2 separate regions of the Homo sapiens genome follow, and region 1 is linked to region 2. Evidence: chromatin loops called from intact Hi-C (ENCODE). Cell type or tissue: gastrocnemius medialis. All regions are shown on one strand. Each heading gives the region's core, and the rest is flanking DNA. Links, peaks and the distances in the headings are about the cores only. Region 1 overlaps MRPS18A (mitochondrial ribosomal protein S18A). Region 2 holds the start of LOC105375070 (a long non-coding RNA gene).

What was found. A loop is a pair of places that touch in the nucleus more often than their neighbours do. Peaks named below come from ENCODE experiments on the same cell type or tissue, not always from the same donor. Only the 100,000 strongest peaks of a DNase experiment are listed, where the experiment ranks them.
Region 1: it touches region 2 in a loop (7-fold over the local background); 2 of 110 quality-filtered maps call a loop at or near these places.

What each region holds. Positions count from the first base shown.
Region 1 is chr6:43,673,506-43,682,350 of GRCh38, reverse strand. MRPS18A (mitochondrial ribosomal protein S18A) reads left to right here. Exons shown (of 6, transcript NM_018135.4): 2 at 1,231-1,262; 3 at 3,726-3,833; 4 at 6,734-6,857; 5 at 7,080-7,149. Among named protein-coding and RNA genes, the nearest start is that of MRPS18A, 9.9 kb to the left of the region's middle. In gastrocnemius medialis, for the core only: no CTCF peak of the experiment used is centred there; DNase peaks (open chromatin) are centred at 3,850 and 4,880; H3K4me3 peaks cover 1,181 bases; H3K27ac peaks cover 8,000 bases.
Region 2 is chr6:43,794,239-43,803,083 of GRCh38, reverse strand. LOC105375070 (a long non-coding RNA gene) reads right to left here and starts at 5,925. Exons shown (of 3, transcript XR_007059588.1): 1 at 5,734-5,925. RefSeq lists enhancers at 3,071-3,120, 3,238-3,822, 3,881-4,020. In gastrocnemius medialis, for the core only: no CTCF peak of the experiment used is centred there; DNase peaks (open chromatin) are centred at 2,816, 4,083, 5,043, 5,731 and 2 weaker places; H3K27ac peaks cover 4,924 bases.

The DNA of each region.
Region 1 (8,845 bases), core at 546-8,545, 120 kb after region 2:
CTTTTTAGTTAGATGGTCCCTTCTCTTTTTATTGGTGTTTGTTTGTTTATTTGAGATGGGGTCTCGCTCTGTCCCTCAGGCTGGAATGCAGTGGCATGATCATGGCTCGCTGCAGCCTCAACCTCCTGGGCTCAAGCAGTCCTCCCACATCACCTTCCCAAGTAGCTGGGATTACAAGTGCATGCCACCATGCCTGGCTAATTTTAGTGATTTTTGTAGGATTTTGCCACATTGCGCAGGCTGGTCTCCTTAACTCCTGAGCTCAAGTATTTCTTCCCGCCTCAGCCTCCCAAAGTGCTGGGATTACAGGCGTGAGCCACTGTACCCAGTCTGGCTTCTATCTTTCTAAAGAAACTGTGTCAACACGGGAGTATCTCCAAGAACTATTTGATTATATTAGCTGAATGTGGGCTATTGGCTCATTCTGCATCTTGGTTAGGTAAGATAGGAAATGTATTCAGCCTGACAGACGTGTGCAACTGATTGTCTTGCCTTCAGATTCTCTTCTGACTGCCTCACCTAAATAGGCAAAGCACTGAGGGTGTCCCTCTCTGTTTGGAATGGCAGTACTTGAAATTCTTCTTGGACCCAGTATCTTCATGCTCCTTATTCCTACCGCATCCATCAACACTCTCCAGTATAGATAATAAAATGCAACCCTGCAGGGAGAAGAGGATTTCACTCAAGACTCCCAGGATGTGTTCTAGGAGTGAACTTGTCTTTTTGCTCATTCACTGGGGTGCCACTGGAATAGTGTTAGTTCAGTGCTATATCTTACATTGTAAACTCTTCAGAGCAGAAACCATTCTTATCTGATTCTCTTTGTGCAGGAACACACACCGCCTGCGTACTTTTGAAGGTCTTTTAGATACCACTACCCCACCCTCTTTTATTGCTAGCCACCGTAGGACAGGATCTGACCAATTCCTTTGGATAGAACCAAGATAAATCTTTGCATAGAAAGGCAAAAACAGTGCGGAACTCCTTAATCCCATACCAGAGAGGTGATGCTACCTGGGTATCCTGGGCTTGCCCCCACCCCGCCTCAAGGGCATAGAGCCTTGGCACTAGTGGGGTGAACCCTGCATGCTTTCTGTTCTAGGTGGAGACCATGAGAGAGTACAGATGGAAGGCTGCTTTTTTCCAGATGTGTAGAATTTGAGCTGTTATTTGAAACTCTCTGTTCCTTATTAAATGGCTGACCTAATGTTTCCCCCTTTATCTCCGTAGTGGTGGAGACCCAAGAAGGGAAGACAACTATAGTAAGTATCGTTGAGTTGGCCATGTATAACCTCTTTAACGCTTGGAGCTGCCTGGCCGCTCCTCTGAGGGAGGGAGGGGCCCAAACTGGACGCCCAGCTCCAGGATCAGCTCCCTCAATGACCATAAATCCCACAGCCTACTATTTTTCAAGCTGTGTGCTATAGTGTGGTTAATCAGGAACAGTTGCTGTGCCTGGGCTGAGGTATCTGCTATTTGATGAAAGTGGCCTTTTGTGTAGCAAGGTCTCAGAGGCCTTTGCTGATAAGCTCTTTGGCGGGTGTTGAATCATTTTCCCAAAGGGGAAACTAAGGCATTGTTGCACGCCTAGAGAGCCAGAGTAAGTTGACCCAGAGCCAAGAGCCTGGACCTCAGTTCCTTTCTTTTCTGCCTAGAATGGCTAAACTGCTCCTTAAATGATGCATTTAAAAAGTGACATTCTCCCGGCCCTGGCCTCACTAGCTGGCGCCCTGGTTTGTCTGTTGGTAAGAAAGTTGGAACAATACTTCATCTACCCACTCCCCCGTTTCCCTCCCTGGGCCCATCCCACCTCCCTTCCTTGGGGAGTCATGGGGCCTAGATTATCCTATAATCCTTAAAAGACAACAACGCTGTTTTCACATGGCCTTCTATGCCTCCAAGAAATCCTCAGTCACTGCACAGAGCTCCCAGAGGCCTCTGTAACTTCCATGTCAACCAGATATTTAACCCTTTAGGTAGCCAGCCAAGCTCAATCCTCCCCAAGGCAGTCTTATTCCCAGGACAAGTCCATTGGGTCTCCCCCTAGAATGCTCCCTCTGCCTTTCCACTACTTAGCCTCAAAACAGTTCTTTTTAGGGGACCCCCCCCAATCCCCTTAGGGTACCTTTTAGGCTCCTTGATTCAAAGCCAAAACAAGCATTCACTCTATCAACTCCATGCTGGAGGAGAGAAATACATCTGACTTTTGAGTATAAAGAGTGTTTTTCATGTGGGGCATGAGTCTGCTGTTTGTAGAATAGATGTGGAGGCATTGTGGCCTATGAGAGCCCTCAGGGGAGGGAAGAGCCCATCCATGCCTTTAGCGGCATGGCCATGGCTGACTGGATATTATTCTCTCCCCTATGAAATAAGATCAGACACCTACCTCACTAGATTCTGGAGGTTAAGTGAACTAATATATGTGAACCATTCTTAGCACTGAGCCACACATATAATGGGGAGTCAATAAATGTTAGCTCTCCCCACCCCCAACCCCCAACCCACTGCAACCTGCCTCCCAAGGCCTACCGTGTACTTGCGAATTTTCTCTAACATCTCAGTTTCTGGTATAGTTGTGATTGCCATGGCAGAAGGAGGGTAGCAGTGCCCTGCACAGCCAAGTAGTACTTCCAGCCCCTTTCCCCTGTGCCACTTCTCCCCCAGGAGACAGTGTTGCTTCCCTCCCAAAGCCTCTCAGACCCGTCCCAGCCTCACTCTCATAACCCACAGCCTCAGTCAGCCAGGCTTTCTAAACTCCCCTCTTGCAATTGGAGCTAATTCCCAGGTCGTTGGTTTATTGCGCTTAGTAATTCCAAGGCTGTATCACAGGATACGGCAGCGATAGGGAGGTCATTTCGCACTTGGCCTCAGCAGGGTTTAAAAGGTGGCATCCAAAATGATAAAAGCAAGGAGCATGACAGAGAAATGTATCCTCCCATCTGTATCGTGTTAGTTTTTTCTTTCTTTTGTAAAGAGAGAACGAGTGCACGCATATCTGCTTATATGGCACAGCCCGGGTTTTTTCAGCCTTGCTATTCCTGGCATTTGGGGCTGAGTAATTCTTTGTTGTGAGGGCTGTCCTGTGCAGTGGAGGATGGTTAGAACATCCCTGCTAGATGCAGTAGCACTCCCTCCCCCAGTCGTGACAATTAAAAATGTCTCCAGACATTGCCAGATGTCCCCTGGGGAGCAAAATCACCTCTGGTTGAGACCCATTGGCATAGCCTTAGCTCTGTAAGATAAAGCTGGGAACTGCAGTTTCCCGCTAGGAGGACATGTGGGATGGGAGGGAGGCTTTCTTTGGACTCTATATCCCTGTGCCACTTAAAACTTTTTACCATGTGCATGTATTACTTTCCCCCAAAAGCCAAGGAGGGGAAAAAGTATAGTGTTCTGGTGCCTTTGTTTTTTTCGAGGACGGAAAGGTAGCATTCAATTGATAGAGCAAACCCCTCTCTCCCTCTTGACACTGGTATTAAGTTCAGATGGTTTCCATTACCCCTGTAGGCCACCAAACCACATCCCTGTAGCTATCTCAAGGCCTAGCATACGGCAACTACAGAATAAACACCACAGTTCAGGCAGAGAAACCTCTTAGCTACTCCCACAAGAACCCCCAAGGTAAACTTTCACCAGCATTACCATCATTTTGGGGTTTGTGCAAAGATAATGTGGCTCCACGCAGGTCCTGTCTCTCACACTGGCTCACTTTCTCTGTCTCCTAGATTGAAGGCCGTATCACAGCGACTCCCAAGGAGAGTCCAAATCCTCCTAACCCCTCTGGCCAGTGCCCCATCTGCCGTTGGAACCTGAAGCACAAGTATAACTATGACGTGAGTCTGGGTACAGAGACACTCGGTTCTGTGTGTCATGAAGTTCTCAGATTCCCTGGTTAACTGGAGCAGCATGTCCCCGCTGTAGCTACTGCTGCATTTCATGGAACCACCAGAGATGGGAGCATTTTGTCCAGTTGTTCTCAACCCTGGCTGCACATTAGAATCACCTGGGGAGCTTTTAAAAAATAATGATGCATGGGCTCCACCAGGTCCTCCCAAGCCACTTCATAGATGTGGTCTCATTCACCGCAGCTCTCCCTCTGAAGAAGACCCATCACCATCTTCGGTAGCCTAGGAGACTGAGGTCACAGTGTGGAATCAGCCTCGGGGGGTGGGGCCTGAGCATTTTTTCAATGCTCTCCCGTGGTTCTAATGTGCAACCAGGGTTGAGAGCCACTGATTGAGTTTGTGGTCTGGTCGTGCCTCAGACCACTAGGGCCCTTAACTCAGCTCGCCGGGGTTGTACTCTTGTGGGATGGAATCATGATCTGGGTTTGGCTTTCCTCTTTTATGATGAGGGTGTATTTGAACAGGCTCTTGGTTCTCACTGTGATCTGGGAACACATTACCTTGTCGTTCTGTATTGGAGCTATAAAGATACCTGATTGCTCAAGCTCTTCTAGTGCAGTCGTTTCCAGGGAAAAAAGACAGTAGTGAATAATAACAACAGCTAACATTGAGTGCATACTCTGTCGGGCACTGAGTACTTACCTGTTTTAATTCACTTAGTTTTCACAGTAACCCTATGAAGTAGGTACTAGTTTCATCCTCATTTTATAGATGAGGAAATTTGAGACATGGAGACGTTTGTGAACTTGCCTCAGATCCCCCAGCCAGTATCAGAGCTGGGATACAAACTCCAGGGACGAAAGCCCAGGCAGATCCCATGCTCCTAATGACTACACTACCTCCTCCCCAGAGATGGGGAGGGCGTGGGACTAAGGACACAGCCCTGGAGAAATCCTTACTTGTTCTTCAGAGCTCTCACAGGTGACATGAAACACCCTATTTTTGGGTTTCAGGTGATTCAGGCTCTGGGCCAGTTTGACCTGCAGGTTGTCCCTGTGCCCCTTTGTGGAATAGGATGACTAAAGGCAGAGATCCTGGTCAGGTGATAAGAGCAGGAGAAGCCACATGCCCATGGGATCTGAACAGAGTGACCCAACTAATCTCGTGGGCTGGAAGCCTTGGCTTGAGGCCACCCTGAGGGTTGGGGGGGTTCTTTCTGTCCTGGGGCCCTTCTCCTGATGGCCGCCTGGAGTAACAGGAAGCAAGCACACAGGCAAGGGGCAGTGTTCCCAGCCGCTCACCATGCGGAAGTTAGTGGGGTTGTGGGCATCCTTGGAACCTCAGCTGCTGATAGAAAAGCAAACCCCACACCCGCCCAACCACTGTAGGGCACTCTTCCTACCAGCCTTTTCCAGGAAACATACTTGGCTCTCTCCAGCAGAAGAAATCTAATCCCGGCTGAGGTAAAGGCTAAAGTTGTTTTTCCTCTTACCCCTTTCCACTCAGAGCACCATTATCCTGAGCTGCACAAAGCTGTTAGCTTGCTTGGCAGCCTAGGGTGGAGGGCTGGGGCCTCCAGCCCAGTTGATTAGCCCTGGATTAATCCAATCCAAGTTCTTTTCATCAGATTCTGAAAAGTACAGGGGTGGGAATTGAAGGCCTGGGTCCCTCAGGAACTGTCCAGTGATTAAAACAAATCTGCAGTTATGCAGCAAGGCGCCTGCCAGGGCAGCAAGTTGGTTTGTGGAACTTGACTGCTAAGATTGGCATGCCAGGCCCTTGCAGGGAGGGGAATGGTGAGTTTTCTTTAACCCCTTAAGCCATTCTATGACAGCGGGGTCTTGCTGTGTTGCTCAGGCTGGTCTCGAACTCCTGGGCTCAAGCAGTCTGGGAATGGTAACATTTTAGACCTGGCAGGGAGGTGGTCCCTTGTCTTGATTCTGGCTCTGCTTATCTATTCCTTTGACCTGTCCCAGGCAGCCTGGTGGGCATGTGATGGTCCGAAGGAGGCCCAAGAATCCACTCAGATCTGGTCACAGGGGGCCTAGATCATGTGAGATTAAACTTCACAACCCTGGTTCCTTCCTCCTTGGCTTTTATGCCTTCCTCGCACTTCAGAGGGAATGGCAGGAGGTGGAGGGGCTGTTTGCATATACTCTGGCTTGTGGTATATAGACTTTGAGGTCTAAAATGTTACAGGTTTTTCCTCTTGTGTGGAAACATATGGCATGTCTCCTAACCCTATCTGAGCAGACATTTTGTCCAAGAAAGATGCTTCAGGTACATAAAAGATTGGTGACCCTTCTTGAAGAGTTTCTGTTCTCTAACCTAGTCTATCAGAAGATGATCTCAGGAGGCTGGGTGTAGGGGCGCACACCTGCAATCCCAGAACTCTGGGAGGCCGAGGCAGGCAGATTGCTTGAGCCCAGGAGTTCAAGACCAACCTGGGCAACATAGCGAGACCCCATCTCTACAAAAATTAGCCAGGCATGGTGGCACGCACCTATAGTCCCAGCTACTCAGGAGGCTGAGGTGGGAGGATCACTTGAGCAAGAGATTGGGAGGCAGAGATTGCAGTGACCCGAGATTGCGCCACTGCACTCCAGCCTGGGCAACAGAGTGAGCCCTTGCCTCAAAAAAAAAAAAATCTCATAGAGAAGCTGGGAGCTCTTGGGGTTGATAATGGGGTACAGAAAATCTTACTAAGTTGGGATTAACCTTTGTTGGGTGAAGGTAGCAGACCCATGTGCAAAGCTCTGTGTGGAGGAAGTGATCTCAGCTAGGTTCCCAGGAGATATCAGCCTCCCCTGTAGACCATGAAGCCCTAGCTTCCCGGCATCAAAAGCAAGCCCAGCTGACCCTCATCCCCTATTTTCGGTTTCCACTAGGATGTTCTGCTGCTTAGCCAGTTCATCCGGCCTCATGGAGGCATGCTGCCCCGAAAGATCACAGGCCTATGCCAGGAAGAACACCGCAAGATCGAGGAGTGTGTGAAGATGGCCCACCGAGCAGGTAGAAGGCCCTGGGGACCAAGAGGGGCAGAGGGCTGCAGGCACTCTCTCCCCACCCAGCTGCCCCATGTTTCAGCCCCTCCTGGAAGAAAAGTGGATATCCGGAGTGTTAATTATACTCACCACCCAATGCCAACCTTCCCGCTCCCTTGGGCTTTCCCTCTGGCCCCCTCAGAGCTGCAGAGGGAGCTGCAAAGACTATCCCCTCTTCCCCGCCACTCAGGTCTATTACCAAATCACAGGCCTCGGCTTCCTGAAGGAGTTGTTCCGAAGAGCAAACCCCAACTCAACCGGTAAGCAAGCCTGGGTGTGAACAACCTGAGCGTTCTGCGCTCAGGAAAACTAGGGTGCACCTTGGCTGTCTGTTCCATTCCCTGCCAGCTTAAGCATCCACCCCCATCAGTCCACCCCTGCTGCAGTCTTCGCTTCTTCTGTTGCCTTCTTTGCCAACCTCAGCCTCTTTCCTCCCCTGTAGGGCCCTTAGCAAAGGCGCAAGGAGGGTAGAGGCCTGCTGATTGGGCATTAGAATGTGCTAATCCCCCATCTATGACATCACACTGGGTGGCTATGGGGATGTCAGTACTACAAATTTTCAGTATCCTAGCTCTCTCCAGCGCTGGGGTTATTAGAGGACAGAAGGCCTTAGAAATGGGAGGGCCTCCTGGGTTAGTGCCACTGAATACAGCTGTGCAGGTCGCACACTGGACAACTTCAGGGCAACATCCATGTAGACTAGGTCACAAATAGTGCTCCCCAGAGTTGTAGTTAACAACCTACACAGCGCCATGTGGCAGCCTAGGAGGCCCAGAGTTCATACAGAGAAGGAGAGGATGGCCTGCAGACCTTGGAATCACTTTGTCTGCCTTCTAGTCTAAGCAGGACCCTGTAGAGTGGAAGCAGATTCTTGTCTAACATTCAAGCAGCTGTCCCATTGCAAGTTCCCTTCTTCCCTCCTCTCTGGCATCAGCACACTCACATAGTCTTAGATCTCTAGTATCCCCTTGTTGAGAGTAGAGCCAGGTCTGTAGAATTGATTTGAGGGGGTTCTTCTCCCTACCAATGGCCCTTTCCTCCTGTCCAGCTGGTGGTTCCCAGACTGGAATGAGGAACATATTAGGTTGGTGCGGAAGTAATTGCAGTTTTTGTCCTTTTTTAATAGAATTGCTCTCTGTAAGGTATCAAAGATGACTGACGCAAAGCAAACACCTCAGCCCCCAGCAGACCTCCTAGGCTGATCCCCACCAGAACTCAGGCATGGAGGGTAGGGGGTGTGGGATGTGGGAATGCAGGGCTTCTTCCTGGTACCCTGCCTCTCTGTCCCTGGGGGCTAAGTCAGAGCTGGACCTTTACCAACACCATGCCAGCACCCTGGCTGTGTGCCCATCTCTACCTGTGCCCCCCACATTGCTAGCTCAGCCATCTGCCAGCAGCTCTTGGGGAGCAGGACATGCTAACCTCTTCCTATGTCCCCTAACTATGCTATGGACCATTTGGGGGTTGAGCCCACCCCCTCTGGCTTTTTAAGAGACAGCAGCAGGCCTGAGGACACAATCCATCCTGCCTCAGGCCTTTGAAGCTAGGCCAGGCGCCCTCCCATACATCCGGCATCCTTTAACGTGACACAGGATTGATGATGTGTGGGGGCTAGTCGGTTGCAAAAGGCCACGCTGAGCGGGAGGGGGAGTTCAGGCTACGAAGGAAATGGATTCCCTTGCAGGGGAGTCTCGTTTAATGCTGCCATGCATGGGCCCAGGCTCCGCTGGGGCCTGGCGGAGCCATGCTTTGTCTGCTGCTGTGTCGCTCCTCCTGCTGCCCCTTCAGGAGAGGTAGGAAGGGGCTGGTTTAGGAAAGAGACTTGGTTCTTGCTAGAGCTGGGGTGTTCCCAAAGAGCTGGCTGGAGGCCACCCGGCCCACCCCCTGCCAGCTGGCCGCTCCGTGTGGCGCAGGCATCAGGCCCAAGGCCAGCTAAAGCCCAGCTTCCCTCTCCAA
Region 2 (8,845 bases), core at 186-8,185:
ATTCATTCATTCACTTATTCATTCGCTTAACAAATATTTATTGAACCCTAAGCACTAGTCATGGGGCCAACAGTCTCGACAATCACCCAGGCAAGGTTCCTGCTCCCCTGAAATCCTAGAGAGAGAAAGTCAATCTGTAAACAAATAAATTTTAGCTAGAGATAAATACCATGAAGAAAATTAAAAGAGTGGAATGCAAGCAACTTGGGGATGCCATTTATATTGCAAGGGAGGAGGGGAGAGGTGTTCAAGGAAAGCCTCTTGGAGGAGGTGACATATGAACAGAATCCTGAAAGGTGAGGGGGAGGTATCCATGCAAAGATGTGGAGGCAGCATGTTCCTGAAGGAGGGAACAGCAAGTACGAAGTCCCTAAGCGGACACAACACTGATATGTTCAAGGAAGGAGAGATTATTGTGTGCAGAGGGTGAGAGGGGCCTGCAAGGAGGCTGAAGAGATGGTCAGGAGGCAGACAAGGCCGGGCCTTGTGGACAGGCGATGAAGGCAGGCTTTATTTTGTGTGCAGGGAGGGTTTAAGCACAGAGGTAGCATGATCCTTCCTGTGGCATTAAAGTGGTTTCTGGCTGCTGGGAGGAAAAAGAATTGGAGAAGCTGGAGAGGAATGGAGAAGCCATGGAGCTGAAGCCAGATGGTAGAAAGAGGGGAACAAGGACAGAAGTATTTTTGAAGCAGAGCAGGCCCCGGGATTGCTGATGGCTTTGATCACCCGAAGGGATGGTCAGATTATGAATGCGTCTTTGGGCTTGAGCAGCTGTGGGGATGGAGGTGCCGTTCACAGGTATAAGAAAGTAACAGGCTTATGAGGAGAACGAACTCTTGCAATTTGTATATCAGGGAAAAAAGCTCGATATCCTTTGCTCACAAAACCTGTTCTGTCTGAATGTACTATAAAGACCATGTGTCCATATGACAACAAAAGATACAGCCATTTAAAGAACTCAAAGGTGTCTGTGACAGAGGATGGGGGAGCTAGGCTCTGAAAATAGCCAACGTGGCCAAAAGTGTATCAATCACAAGTAAAATTTCAAAACTGCTTTCCTTCTGGGCTTTCCACACCGTGCGGCTGACAGCCAGGGCTCTCCCTCCAGCCAAAGGCGGGGCCGTGTGGTCAGGGACCGAGGCTGGCAGGGGCACCTCACGCCCTGTGTTTGAGCTTCTTTCACTCGTGCTCCCTCTCATCTGATTTTCATGTTGTGCGAACCATGGTCACTAGATTTGGGCATGGTTCTTTCTGTAAGTCAAGAGATTTTTTTTTTCTTTTATAATCATCTTCTTTGAGAATGAAGGCGTTTCTTTTTATTGGGAAAAAAGTACCAGCTGGAATTATACACTGAATCACATTCCCGGCGCCACGTTCTGAGGGGAACTTGGGCATTAGATCCTGCCACGGCACTCCCGCTGGGCGCCCTCAATCAGAGGACAACACTGACCATCTGCCCTGTGCCTGTCAATGCAAACCCCAGAGGAAGACACAGAAAATTCCTTCCTCTAGGGATTTTGGTTGGGAAAATCCAGGCTTTTCCTCCAACTCTGTATCCTGTGTAGTCCTACTGGACCCCAAACCCAAGGCTTCTGACCTTGACGAGCCCCAGTCTCAGTCCTAGCCTCAGTCAGCCCTGCCTCTCTCCTGGGCCTTCCCTGACCTCTGCCACATCCCCTTCTTTCTTTCCTTCATCCTTCTTTACCTCTGACTGGAGATGTCCTGAACTTTTTTGCTCCGGTGCTGGTCTAGCCCTAGGCCACCTCCTCCAGGAAGCCCCTAGTGGTCAAGCCTGATGCCATCATCAACCTGGCAGCAGTTTCCAGTGCTCTCTCCTTCTATATACTGGTGTGTGATGGTCCTGGATTGTGTGCGTGTGTACATGTGTAACAGATCTGAAGGAGCATCTCTTCTGTTCAGATAGGAGGATCTTAGGGGCCTCATAATGACCAGCGGACACCTTTCCATTCTCTTCCTCGAGAATCCTCTCATTACGGGCCTGTTGCCAGTGACTGGCCTGTCTTCCCACTCTCCCTGGCCTCTGTTTCAGGTCCCTTCCATCCAGCCAACACATATTTACTGAGTACCTATTCTGTGCCAGACACGTGCTGAGAGCACAAGTATGAACAAGATAGGCAGTTCCCAGCTCTCATGGAACTGCTATTCTGAGTGAGGCATCCTCAGGGAGGTCGATGGGTGCGTGGGGAGCGTGTACACAGAGGGAGAGAGAGAGATCATCACCCACAGTGACAGGTGCCATTTGCTCCACAAGTTGAGTATCTATTGTGTGTCAGGTCCTATTCCAGGGACTTAGGACACATCAGTGAATAAAACAAAGACACCAACTCTTGTAAAACTTAAATTCAAGGTGAGGGGAGACAGAAAGTACACAATGCACTTAATAAATACATGCATTTTATAATGTGAAAACATTAAAGAGTGGTAAGTGTTTAGAAAAAAAGATAAAAGAGTATAGGGTAAGAGGGCTGGAGAGTGTAGGAAGAATATTGCCATTTTAAATAGGATGCCCAGGGCAGGCCTCATTGAGAAGGCGATGTTTGAGCAAAGACTTGAAGAAGGCAAGGGAGTGAGTCCTGCAGATATCTGGAGAAAGAACATTCCAGGCAGAGGGGGAAAGCTGTGCAAAGGCCCTGGGTCAGGAGTATGCCAGATGTGTTTGAAGAACACACTTGCTGTTCTTGGAAAGGAATCATGTAGGACCTTGAAGGCCATCGTAAGGACTTTGGTCTTTAGTCTGAGGAAGACCAGGAGCCACTGCGGGGATTTGAGCCAAAAAGTGACATGAGCTGACTCAGCCCTTCCTCATTAAATGCAGCAATTGATAGAAAGTGACTGAGGTGGGGAGGAGGCTGCTACTTTAGGTAATGAGGTCAGGGCAGTCTTTCTGAGGAGGAGCACCTAAGCTGGGAGCTTAGAGGCAGAGAATGACCCCACCCACTCTTCTTTCCCCTCCTCTTCCTCAAACTGTCAACCAGGGAAAAGCCTTCTGATGTCTACCACACCTCACGCATCTCCTTTCCCTCATCCTTTCATCCTCTCTCCCTTCCTCTCTCACCATCTCCATTTTCTCCCTCCCCTCTTCTTTAGTCTTCTGCCGCACCCCTCAGAGATGAGGCCTCTGCCTTCCTGGGGTTCTTAGAAAACAGTTGTGAAAAGCAGAAGGAAATGCTGCAGTAGGCCCTTGGCAGGAAGGAGGGCAGCAGATTACAGTGTCTGGTCCCAGAGGCTCACCCTGTAATCATCACTGTGTTTCAGGTGACCGGGGACCCTGAGGCATGCCCCTACCAGGCCAGGACTTTCTATCCTCAGCCAACCCTCCCCAGTCCCCCACCTCAAACATAGGCAAGAGAGAGGAGGCAGCTTCAAGGCCTCGCCGTCAGCCCAGCCTTCAAGGCCTGATGAGGAGCCAGCTAGAGGGGACCCCTGAGCCTTCAAGCACAACCCCCACGGGGTACAGAGGATGGAACTGAGGCCCCAAGAGGAAACAATGTAACTCCAGGTCTCAGGGTGAGATTTGAACCCAAGGCACTGTCTGCACCCCAGACTACCTCATCTTCTGGCCTAGGCCTTGGGGTCAAGTGGCAGGTCAAGGATTTGGCTCCCTTGCCTCAGACAAAGAAGAGGGGCTGTCTGTGGTCAGACACTGCATTACCAAGGCAGGGCAGGGGTGCTTTGCTGCTAGATGCTGGCATCCAAAGGGCCAGGGAGAACTCATCCCCAGTGGAGAGTGACCCTAACCGCACATCTTCAGGAGAATGGGGATGGCTCAGGACAGCCCTGCCCCACTGAAGTAACAGCTCAACCAGCCAGTGGAGCAAAGCTCCAAGGGACAGGTAAGCCCACAGGCCGTCTTTTCAGCCCCATCCCAGGGGCCCAGGCTCTGAGTCTGTGAATAGAATCCCTCCTATCCTCTAGGAAGAGAGATTTCAGTGTCAGCCTCCTGGGTCACCTGTCTATCCGGTCCAGAAATAGACCTGGCCCTCCTTGGCTGTCACGTGCCATGCGTGGCTGTGGCCTCCAGCACCTGAGTCATCTGTGACTCATCGCCCTCTGCCCTTGGTCTCAAGAGGGCTGGGCCAGGACTCATAAGACCAGTCTGATGTCCCTGCTACAGGCCTGTCCCTCCCTGCTCCACCCCACACTGTGACATAGGAAAATAGCCAGACGCCTTGCAGCAGACACCCATATGAACTCCCATCTGCTCACAGGGGACCCAGACGCCTAACCCCACTCACCCCTGCACACACACACACACGCACACACACACACACTCCTTCACAGCGCCTCTCTGCTCACATGTGTGCTGGGTGGCCCCACATCTCCCAGAGTCTCTCCATAAGCCCAAAGCACTGCTCTGAGATTTAGGCCCTGCTATTAACTCCCTGGGTGACCTCACACAAGATTCCTCCCCTTCTCTTTTGGGGCCTCAGTTCCCTCCTCTGATCTGGGACTCACACGTCTCCAAGATCCTTTCTAGACCTTAATTTAAGGTGGGGCATGGTGATTACAGACTACGGTGAATGATTGAAGGGAAAGAACTAGGAGGGTGATGGTGGGCACAGTGGAGGGGAAGGAGGACACCTGCCCGGGACCCTTCAGATCACACCACACCTCTGGCTACAGTAAAGAATGACAAAGAATGGCAATGCCCTGAAAGACTCTTCCTCAAACAGCCAACTCTGGGCCTCCAGTGCCCCACAAAACCCACTACCTCAGAAGAAGGACCAAGGGGTTGAACTCCTAAAGGGACCTCCCTAAAGACACTGCTGTGTCTCCCCTCAGACTGGGCTCCCTAAAGACACTGCTGTGTCTCCCCTCAAACTGGGGCTCCCTGAGTCAGGGCTGTGCCTCCCCTCAGACTGGGGCTCCCTGAGGATGGGGCTGCATCTCCCTCAGAATGGGGCTTCCTGAGGACAGGGCTGCGTCTCCCTCAGACTGGGGCTTCCTGAGGACGGGGCTGCATCTCCCTCAGACTGCGGTTCCCTGAGGACGGGACTGCGTCTCCCCTCAGACTGGGGCTCCCTGAGGATGGGGCTGCACCTCGCTCAGACTGGGGCTCCCGTAGGACGGGGCTGCGTCTCCCCTCAGACTGGGGCTCCCTGAGGATGGGGCTAAACCTCGCTCAGACTGGGGCTCCCGTAGGACGGGGCTGTGTCTCCCTCAGAGTGGGGCTCCCTGAGGATGGGGCTGTTCTCTTCCTGACTCTCCCACAGGTCAAGAGCTTTCAGTCCCACCTTTTTTCCCAAATCTTCCTCTCTTGACTGAGTATGACCCAACTCTAGGCCAGTTCTTCTCAGCCTGGTTTCTTCTCTGTGAATTGGACCCAGGATGACAGCACCCACAGAGAGGGGCCCATGTACTGATGAAACCATCTAAATAGCCATCACCACCAGGTGTCTCCCATATTCCACCTGTTTTATCCTCAAATTCTCCTGGTTAATGTGGTTCACACCTAGATATGGTTCCTTAGAGGAAAGACAGGGCAGTGTGATCCAGAAATCAGAGATTTGGCAGGAGCCACAAAGCTGAGGGTCATCAGCCACTCACACTCTATTTGTCGTTTTTCACCCACCTGGACCCCAGAACACCTCCCCCGCCCCAGGAAGGGGTTAAGGAGTATCCCTCCCAGGGTACGGGGCATTGGGAAAGCTAGGAGGGAGCCATGTTCCTCCACTTGGCCCAAGCTTCAGTTTCCCAATCCAGTATTATTACCGTGAGGCAGAACCAGGCCGGAGGCAGCTGGGCAGACTGGACACCACCAGGCTGTGGATCCCAGAATCTTCTTCTCTTATTGGAGTGGCCCAGGGAACCAGACTAGCTCCTGAGAGCTCTCAGCTGGGAGGGCCCTGGGCTCTGGGTAGAGAGGGGCATGAGCTCAGCAGAGGCAGGGCAGGAAGACTACTCAAGAGAGCAAGGAAGAACCCCAGACAGGAGGTTGTAAGTGGGCCTGTCATCTCCGTGACGTGGAGAAGTAGCAGAGACCACGTCCGGGTCTCCAGTTGCCACCGTCACCCTTCTGTCACAGCTTCCAGTACTGACTTCCTTACTTTTTTGTTTTACCACAACCCCCCTGAAAAATATATCCTACCTCATGACCCAGAACGCATGTACACACACACACACACACACACTCCACACAAGTTTCAAGAAACAATACTTACCCTTACTCTATGCAAGACTAAATATTTTCTGCCCTATTCTCTTCCTATTTAAGAAAAAGAATCATGCTGGTTGCATGCTGTTAAATCGACTTCATGACCCACATAGATCACAATGTGCATTTTGGAAACCCTACCCCAAGGTCAGCAAGCTAGATATAGTGCCATTGTACAGGTAGGGACACTGAGGCCCAGAGAACAACCAAGAGCTGCCTGAGGTCACAGGGCTGGTTGGTGACAGAGCCCCAGCCAGAGCTCTGGGGTCTTGGCTCCCAGAGAATTGTTTCCACTGGAAGTTTCCAGAGCCTGAGGGACTCGGAGATAGCTGCCTGCAGAATGAGGACTGGGGAAGAGAATTCCCACCGGCAGGTCATCAGGGAGGAGGAGACGGATGTTTACTGAGGCTCTCTCAGAGCTTCTGCAGGTAGCAGCAGTGAAGGCTATGCTAAGCCTGTGGAAAAGGTCAGCCTTGAGGGTCAGCGCCAGGTCCTCCAGAGCACGATGAAAAGGAGAAAGGGGAGTGGCCTGGCTACAAGGTCACATGGACTCAATCCAAAGGAGGCTCCCAGTCTGATGGGGGAGACACTGCCTGTGCCCTCAGAGAGCTCCTAATTTGTTTCAGATCTCTGCTGCAGGCAGAAAGTGAGGACAAATCCAGAACGAGGGCCCACACACAATGTCTACACTGGATACCTCAGCAGCAAAGCAGTGAGAAGGCTGGGGAGGAGGAAGGGGAGCAGCAAAGCAACTGAGAACTCGCAAGAGGGAGGTCCAGCCACTCCATCCAGGCAGGGTTGCCAGACAAAGTACGGGATGCCCAGTTAAATTTGAATTTCACACAAACAATGAAAATTTAATGGGGCACCTCGTGTTTTTATTTGCTGCATCTGACAACTTACTTCTAGGATCTTCCCTCCTCAGACCCAGAAGGCCAGCTGACCAGAGAGGCCTGAGGCCCATGCAGGACTAACAGACAGCAGGAGAAACTGAGGAAGAGCTTCATGTCCAGGTACCTGGTATTGACCCAGGGTGAGGGTGAGACAGAGATGAGGGGCTCTGGGACCCCCCATCCCCTAGAAGGTAGTCCTCAGATCATGGATACCTCCTTCCCACCTTCAGAGAGGGAGAGAGGATGGTCTGGGATGCAAGAGATAGCCTTTGGAGTGGACATGTAATGGTGGGCGAGGGAAGAAATGGCTTCCTTTGCCCCCTCCCAGCAGCCACCCATTCAAGATAAGCAAGACTCCAGGGACACTTCCTGTGAAGCAAACGCCAACGGCCGGCACACCACTGGCATCTGGGGGCCGGGGTGGGAGAGAGGCAGTTTCTCCGAAGTCATGGGGCCTGGAGGAGGGTTTTACCAGCATCGAGCTGAGCCCTTCCCCTCACCCCCATGTCTCTTCTGCCCCCTTTCCCCACTGCGTGCCCTCCACCCACCACCAGCACCACCATTTGGGTTTTTACTATGGCTGCCAGAGACTTAGGCAGTGTCAAGGGTGTGGCTGGGGTCACCACAGTCACAAGGAAAGGGGATGAGCCCCGCTGGCCTCAACAAGAAGGCATTCCCTGGGCTCCCATAATCTTTGCCAGCAAAATGTACCCTTCCCCAGTCCCCAGAATGGGGGGTAAGCACTAGGACTTGGGGAGTGGGGCACAGAGCAATGCTGGGGATGCAGCCAGGAGCCGAGCCTGGGGCCACATCCTGGGAAGGGATTAATTGTAGGCCTGAGACTCTGTGCCCAGGGCTTAGGGCCCTGTGCCCTGCCTGCACCTCATTACGAGAAGGAAAGGAAAAGTTGTTTCCATTTTTCCTTGTGGGTTTCTGCACTGGCTGTTGCCACACCAAGAGAATGAACCATCCCCAAAAAGGCTCGGCATTTTAGATGGTTCATCTAAAGGGATCCGTAGATCCCTTTCTCCCCAAGGGAGAAGGCCCAAGGTCATACCCTCACCATCAGGGAGCACACGGGCTAATCAGAGAGAATTTGTCCCTGCTCTTGGGGACCCTGACAGGGTGAGGTGACTAATGTTCATTTATTCATTCATTCTACAAGTACCATATTTATTGAGCCCCTTAAGAGGGGACTGGGGGTGGGTTTTACCAGCATCCAGCTGAACTCTTCCCCTCACTCCAGGTCTCTTCTTCCCTCCTTCCCTTTTAAGTGGCAATCACTGTGTGTTCATTGTCTAATATAATCCACATCAACACCTGGGAGGTAGGTGTTGCCATGTCCATTTTACAGAGCAAGACAATGAGCCCCAGAGAGATCCAGCAACTTGCCCAAGGTCACAGAGCTAGAAAACTCTACTGATGTCAAAAGTAGAGCTCAGCTCTGTCCGATTTCAAATCCTCTCTTCCTACATCCTTGTGCCAAATCACGACGACAATAGCTAACCTTTATCGGGCCCTTATTGCATGCCAGTCATCCTCCTATAACCATCTGCATTTCCCTGAGCACCAGCACTCTCAGCTCTAGTATGGGGACACTACTGCCAATGTCTGGTGTGGGGAGGATGACATGATCATATGTACACGAAACACTGTGAAATAGATATCATGGTGCCTGTTTCAGAGATGGCAAGTGAGATGCAGAAAGGTAATTGTCCTAAACATAGCTGAGAAGCTGTCGGAGCTGGGGCTGTGTTTGGGGTTTGGGTTTTGGACC